Linked DNA regions of Homo sapiens: region 2 is linked to region 1. Evidence: read pairs that join two places in POLR2A ChIA-PET (ENCODE). Cell type or tissue: Panc1. All regions are shown on one strand. Each heading gives the region's core, and the rest is flanking DNA. Links, peaks and the distances in the headings are about the cores only. Region 1 has its middle 23 kb from the start of LINC01629. Region 2 has its middle 9.1 kb from the start of CIPC.

Region 1 (2,908 bases), core at 233-2,732:
AGTCAGGAGGGTGAAGAAGAGGGTCTGTGATGGCCCTGCACACCCCTCGGGGCCACTGAGAGCCCATGGTTATTTGCTGCTTCTCATCTGGACCCAGTGCCTGCTCCATGGGCCTGGCTCTGGAGAGGTTTCGGGAGAGCCAGCAGATGAGCTTGGGAACAGCCCTTCCTGCAGAGGAGATTCAGGTTTCTCCCGCCCAGCTCTGCCAGCCCCCAGCCCACAGCCCTGAGCTTGCCTCACTCATCTCTTAAGTGAAAAAAGGTCACATGGGGACCACTAGATCTGAGCAGACCAGAAGGACATGTCCTCTTGGTCCTGTTCCTGCTCCCTTGGCCTTGCAGTCTTTTTTTTTTTTTTTTGAGATGGAGTTTCGCTCTTGTTGCCCAGGCTGGAGAGCAGTGGTGTGATCTCGGCTCACCGCAACCTCCGCCTCCCAGGTTCAAGTGATTCTCCTGCCTCAGCCTCCCGAGTAGCTGGGATTACAAGCACCTGCCACCATGCCTGGCTAATTTTGTATTTTTAGTAGAGACAGGGTTTCTCCGTGTTGGCCAGGCTGGTCTCAAACTCCCGACCTCAGGTGATCTGCCCACCTCAGCCTCCCAAAGTGTTGGGATTACAGGTGTGAGCCACTGCGCCCAGCCCAGTCTTGCTGTCTTCTTTACTCAACCAGGGCAGGTGACAGGGACCTTAGACAGCTCACGATGCTGGGCTTTCTTGCCTCCTTCCCTAGTCTTCCACCTGCAATCCGGCAACTTCTCCCTTTGCCAGGAAAGGATGCTGAACGGGAACATTCACCATTGGTTGGACACAAAGCTGGCTTTCCTTTCATCACCTAAGATGCCATCAGCGGCCTGCTGTCTGGCCTAGTCTTCCCCAACCCATCCCCAGGCTGGCCCTTCAACCCCAGCTAAGTTCTGAGGGCCCCAGGTTGGGTCATAGCCTCCATCCCTAGAGGATGGAAGCAGGCTCGAGGCCACCTCCTCTGAGGCTCCCCAGCTGCCTGCTTCAGTGACCCCGCATGGCTTCCCTGTGGGATGCAGACCAAAGGTTCTGGATGGGGCCCAACGGTGCTGGGTAGGCTGTCAGGATTACTGAGCTGTAGTGCTCTGTTGTGCAGTCACTTACTCATCATATTTATTCTTTTTTTTTTTTCTTCTGAGGCAGAGTCTGGCTCTTTCGCCCAGACTGTAGTGCAACAGCACAATCTCGGCTCACTGCAACCTCCCTCCCGGGTTCCAGTGATTCTTGTACCTCAGCCTCCTGAATAGCAGGGATTACAGGTATGTGCCACCACGCCCAGCTAATTTTTGTATTTTTAGTAGAGATGGGGTTTTGCCATGTTGGCCAGGATGGTCCCAAACTCCTGACTTCAAGTGATCCACCAGCCTTGTCCTCTTAAAGTGCTGGGATTACAGGCGTGAGCCACCGTGCCCAGCCCACATCTATTCTTTCAACAGCTCTTCGAGGCAGGGGATATTTATCCCCTCTTCACAGATAAAGAAACAAAAGCTCAGAGAGGTTAGCACGAGCAAGGTCACACAGCCAGCAAACGGCAGGGCTCAGATTCTCTAACAACTCCGGCACAAGGGGTCTCTTCCATCAGCGCTCCCCACCTGACCCCCAGTCCTCCCTGCCACCTTTCCCAGGGCCGGTGCAGGGGGCTGAGGGTGCCACGCCCAGCTGGCTGGAGATGCAGCAGCTCTGCCTGCCCCTGAAGGACCCAACTGCGAATCAGCAGCCTGGTATCCAGGCAACCAGTCTCCCTGGCTTCAGATAAGCAGAAACAGCTGGGAGCTGCTGAGGCTGGAACACCATCAGGGAAGGGAGGAGGAGCCCACCAGCCAGTCAGCGTGTTATTTTAACACGTTGTTATTCTTACCCTCTCAGACCTTGGCTTGACTGGGCCCTTTCCCCCAAGCTTATCCTTGCCACTGCCACAGGGGAGGGGTCTCCAGGGGTTCCACCTAGCCCTGAGCCTGGCACAATTGAGGTGACGTAAGGGGAGAAATGTTGGCAGTCCCTCTTTCCGTGAGCAAGGGAGAAAAGGAAAGTTGGCCAAAGGCTGCCAAGATTAAGAGGCTCTGGGGTGACTTCATAAGCAGAAGTAGTTGAGTTTCACCTTTTGGAGCCTCCAGGCCTCAATGAGAGGTTTTCCACCCCCCTATACCAGGCTAGCTGAGTACAGGTTCAGCTGGATAACCCCATCCAACACCCATGATGGCAGCAGCAACTGGGCTGGGGGTGAAGGAAGCCATGGGGACACGTGGACTGTCAGACAAGCGAGGTCTGGCTCAGCCCCAACTCTGCTGACGACAAGTTTGGCCACGCCTCTCTGAGCCTCAGTTTCCTCATCCATAAAATGGAGACAATCATGCATACCCTGCTGGCTGGAGGTGGAAAGTAAGTGAGGAAGGCCTGTGAAATGCCGGGCATCATGTCTGACACAGTGGGTACTAACATGGTTCTCCTCCCCTCCTCATGTTGGGGCCTGCCCTGCCTGGCCTGGCCACCTCTCTCACACAGGATTCTGAACTCTCCAGGGCTATTTCTGTCTCCTGTTCTAAAGGTCAGTGACTTTCCTGGGATATGGCAGCTGCTGCCTCTTTTCCACCTCTAAGTGGCATTAATCCCATGCCAGGGGGACAGTGGTTGCCCCAGATGGCTTTCCCCATCCCCTGCCTTTATCCAGAACTGGCCCAGGCATGTCCACCCTCTCTTCTACACATAGACCCCCAAGGCTACCGCCAGGCCTGGAGCTTGGCCATTTTTGACTGACTCATGACCAGAATATTCCACCGTTCCTTCAGCACTGGGCCCACCAAGGCTCTTCATTGACTGCCTTGGCCTCTCTCCCTAGCGCCAGCTCCAGGTGATGCCCGGCCCTCCCTAAGGGCTGATGGACTTTTCC
Region 2 (2,908 bases), core at 272-2,771, 150 kb after region 1:
ATTTATTTAACATGTGTACACAGGAGACTTCAGAAAGACGACCCAAAGATACAGGGAAAATTGTTCATTTTTGTGCTTAGGTCCAAGAAAGTATGGACAGCCAGGCAGAAATATGATTGGACAAAAAAGACTGTGATCAAATGCTACCAGACTGAGTGGGGAAACCCAGCGAGCCTTGTTTGTCTAGATTTTTCTCAGCCTCTCTGAGCCTGCACTCCTTCCTTCTGGGTATGGGGCAGGACCCTCTCTGGAATGGGGGCTCTTATGAGCTATAGTCAAACAAGGTAGTCAGGTAATTTCTTTATGGACAGTTTTTACACAGCAAGGTGGAAGGAAAATTATTTTTAGGTTTTATGGTTTGGAGAAAAGGGGTTCTGTTTCTCTGACCCGCCTTGGGGAAGAGGGATTCTAGTTTCTATGGCTGGCCTGGGGACAGAATGGGATAGAGAGACAGGAGGGCAGGAGAAGGTCAGAGAAAAACTTTTGCTTTTGAGGCTGCTTTCTGAGGCCTTCAGTTTGGGGTGTTGTTTTCTGAGTCTCAACATGCCCCATCCCCACCGCAATATTATATTTAAGTCTTTGCAAATTGACTGCTTGCTTTTCAGTCTCCTGTTTGAGATTTAATTTTGAGACCTTAGACTCTGCAATCAGGCAATTGGCTGTGAAGAAAGCAGATTCTGAATCGAGATAAAATCAACCAGGTAGTTCTGACGAACAACTGGGCGTGGCTTCAACCCAACATATGGAGCCTGTTTAACCTGTTTTGGTGCTGACTTAAACAAGCCCAGCTGGCCAATCCTGTGAAGTGAAACTTGACAAAGGCCCATCCAGACTCCCTGGGGCTGGAGAGAGGAGTACTGGCATATGACATTCTTGGGTATATCTCGGTCTGCAAAGTACAGCCACTATATCTCTACTGACTACTAGGTTTTATAAGATTCTTCATGGAATTCCAAATAGAGTCAGCCATGAGCCAAATCAAACATAAAGGAGGAGGATTCAAGAGCATTCTTGAGTAAATTTCAGAATGGAAAAGACCCTCCAATGACTCAGAGGGGTGGGAGGAACAATGCAGGCTCTGGGATTTCTTTGCCAGAATGACAAGTGTAGAGCAAAACCTGTGGGAGTCACAGTTACTTTCATTCCTCCTTTCCCCAGTGGCCATACACAGGTGTGTGCAAAAGGCCTGGAGGTGGCAGAGAGTGGAGCATGTCAGGGAACTGACAAAAGAATAGGGACGAGCTCCTGTGCACCTGTGCCCACGGAAGCTACTCACTCCCCTCCTTCATGGTGTCTTTTCCTTCTCTGGAGTCCTTTCAGTGATATGTGAGCCCACTGTTAAATGTTCAGGAAGTTTGGGTCCCACTGATAGCAAGTTAGTTGAACATCTACTATGCAGAATTTACTTTGTGGGAGAAAACCATTAAGATATAATCCCAGCCCTTAAGGAGTTTAGACTCCAGTGAGGGAGACAGAGAAGTACGCAAGAAATTACAAAACAAGCCAGTCTAGATCAAGCTACAAGACACAAAGTACTCAATTTTTGTAAATAATTTCTATATGGAGGCTATTCCTAATCTTGGTCTTTGTAGTCAGCTTCCTATTACTGAAGCAACAAGTTCCACTAAAGAGCTCCAATTCCATTGGGCTTTCTGCTGTGGTGGTCTGTGTTCCCTGTCTTTTGTTAATCCCATGCTGGTGAACTCAACTGGGATCCAAAGGCTGTTGACAGAAGGGAGGTAAACCTATGAGGCAAGATATGAAGCCAAGGCAAACCTCCAAGCCAAAAATCAAATGCTTCCACACAAAGGGGCAAGTGAACAGCTTTCTGGGTGGCCTAGAGAGAGAGAAGGTGTGAGTTTAAATCAAAGACTTCAAAGCCGGGCATGGTAGTTTGTGCCTGTAATCCCAGCTACTTGGGAGGTTAAGGCGAGAGGATCATTTGAGGCCAGGAATTCAAGACCAGCCTAGGCAACATAGGAGGGCCCCATCTTTAAAAAATAATTAGCTGGGTGTGGCAGCATGCACCTGTAGTCCCAGCTACTTGCGAGGCTGAGGCAGGAGGATTGCTTGAGCCCAGGTCAAGGCTGCACTATTGCCCAGGTCATGCCACTGCACTCCAGCCTGGGTGACAAAGAGACTCTCATCTCAATAAATAGACGACTTCGTATTTAGTTGGGGAAGGAGTATAGGGGCAAAGAGAAACCTTCCCCTTCGACCTCTGAAAGTTTGCCAAAAAAATCAGCTCACAAAAGAAGATTAGAGAAAGGGCGTACAAATGTATTAATGTGCAAACAGGGAGAACCACAGAGTGCTTACCCCACTGCCCAATGGGGTCCATATAGCCTTATTTCAGGTGGAGGGGGGAGATAGGGAATACAGGTAATTCTGTTGATTGGCAATAAATGGTTGCTAGGGAGAATGAATGGATTGAGGAACAGAGATTAATTTCTAAATGGTTGTCTGAGTGAGTCTGCAAGAGAGACATCATCTTGTGAAAGAGTCTGTTCAGGTGTGGTTACATTCTTGGTCTTTTCTGCAATAGATAATAAGAGGAGGAAGCCAGGCACGGTGGCTCATGCCTGTAATCCCAGCACTTTGGGAGGCTGAGGCAGGCAGATCTCTTGAGGCCAGGAGATTGAGACCAGGCTGGCCAATATGATGAAACCCCGTCTCTACTAAAAATACAAAAATTAGCTAGGTGTGGTGGTGCATGCCTGTAATCCCAGCTACTCAGGGGGCTGAGGCATGAGAATTGCTTGAACCCAGGAAGATGGAGGTTGCAGTGAGCCAAGATCACATCACTGCACTCCAGCCTAAGTGGCAGAGTGAAACTCTGTCTCAAAAAAAAAAAAAAAAAAAAAAAAAAAAAAAAAAAAAATTCAAGGTGGCTCACGCTTGTAATCCT

Evidence for each region. Peaks named below come from ENCODE experiments on the same cell type or tissue, not always from the same donor. Only the 100,000 strongest peaks of a DNase experiment are listed, where the experiment ranks them.
Region 2: POLR2A ChIA-PET joins it to region 1 with 5 read pairs; 4 of 35 experiments call an interaction of 5 or more read pairs at or near these places.

What each region holds. Positions count from the first base shown.
Region 1 is chr14:76,935,641-76,938,548 of GRCh38, forward strand. No RefSeq gene overlaps it. Among named protein-coding and RNA genes, the nearest start is that of LINC01629, 23 kb to the right of the region's middle. RefSeq lists an enhancer at 1-386. In Panc1, for the core only: no CTCF peak of the experiment used is centred there; no DNase peak of the experiment used is centred there; H3K27ac peaks cover 1,488 bases.
Region 2 is chr14:77,087,685-77,090,592 of GRCh38, forward strand. No RefSeq gene overlaps it. Among named protein-coding and RNA genes, the nearest start is that of CIPC, 9.1 kb to the right of the region's middle. In Panc1, for the core only: no CTCF peak of the experiment used is centred there; no DNase peak of the experiment used is centred there.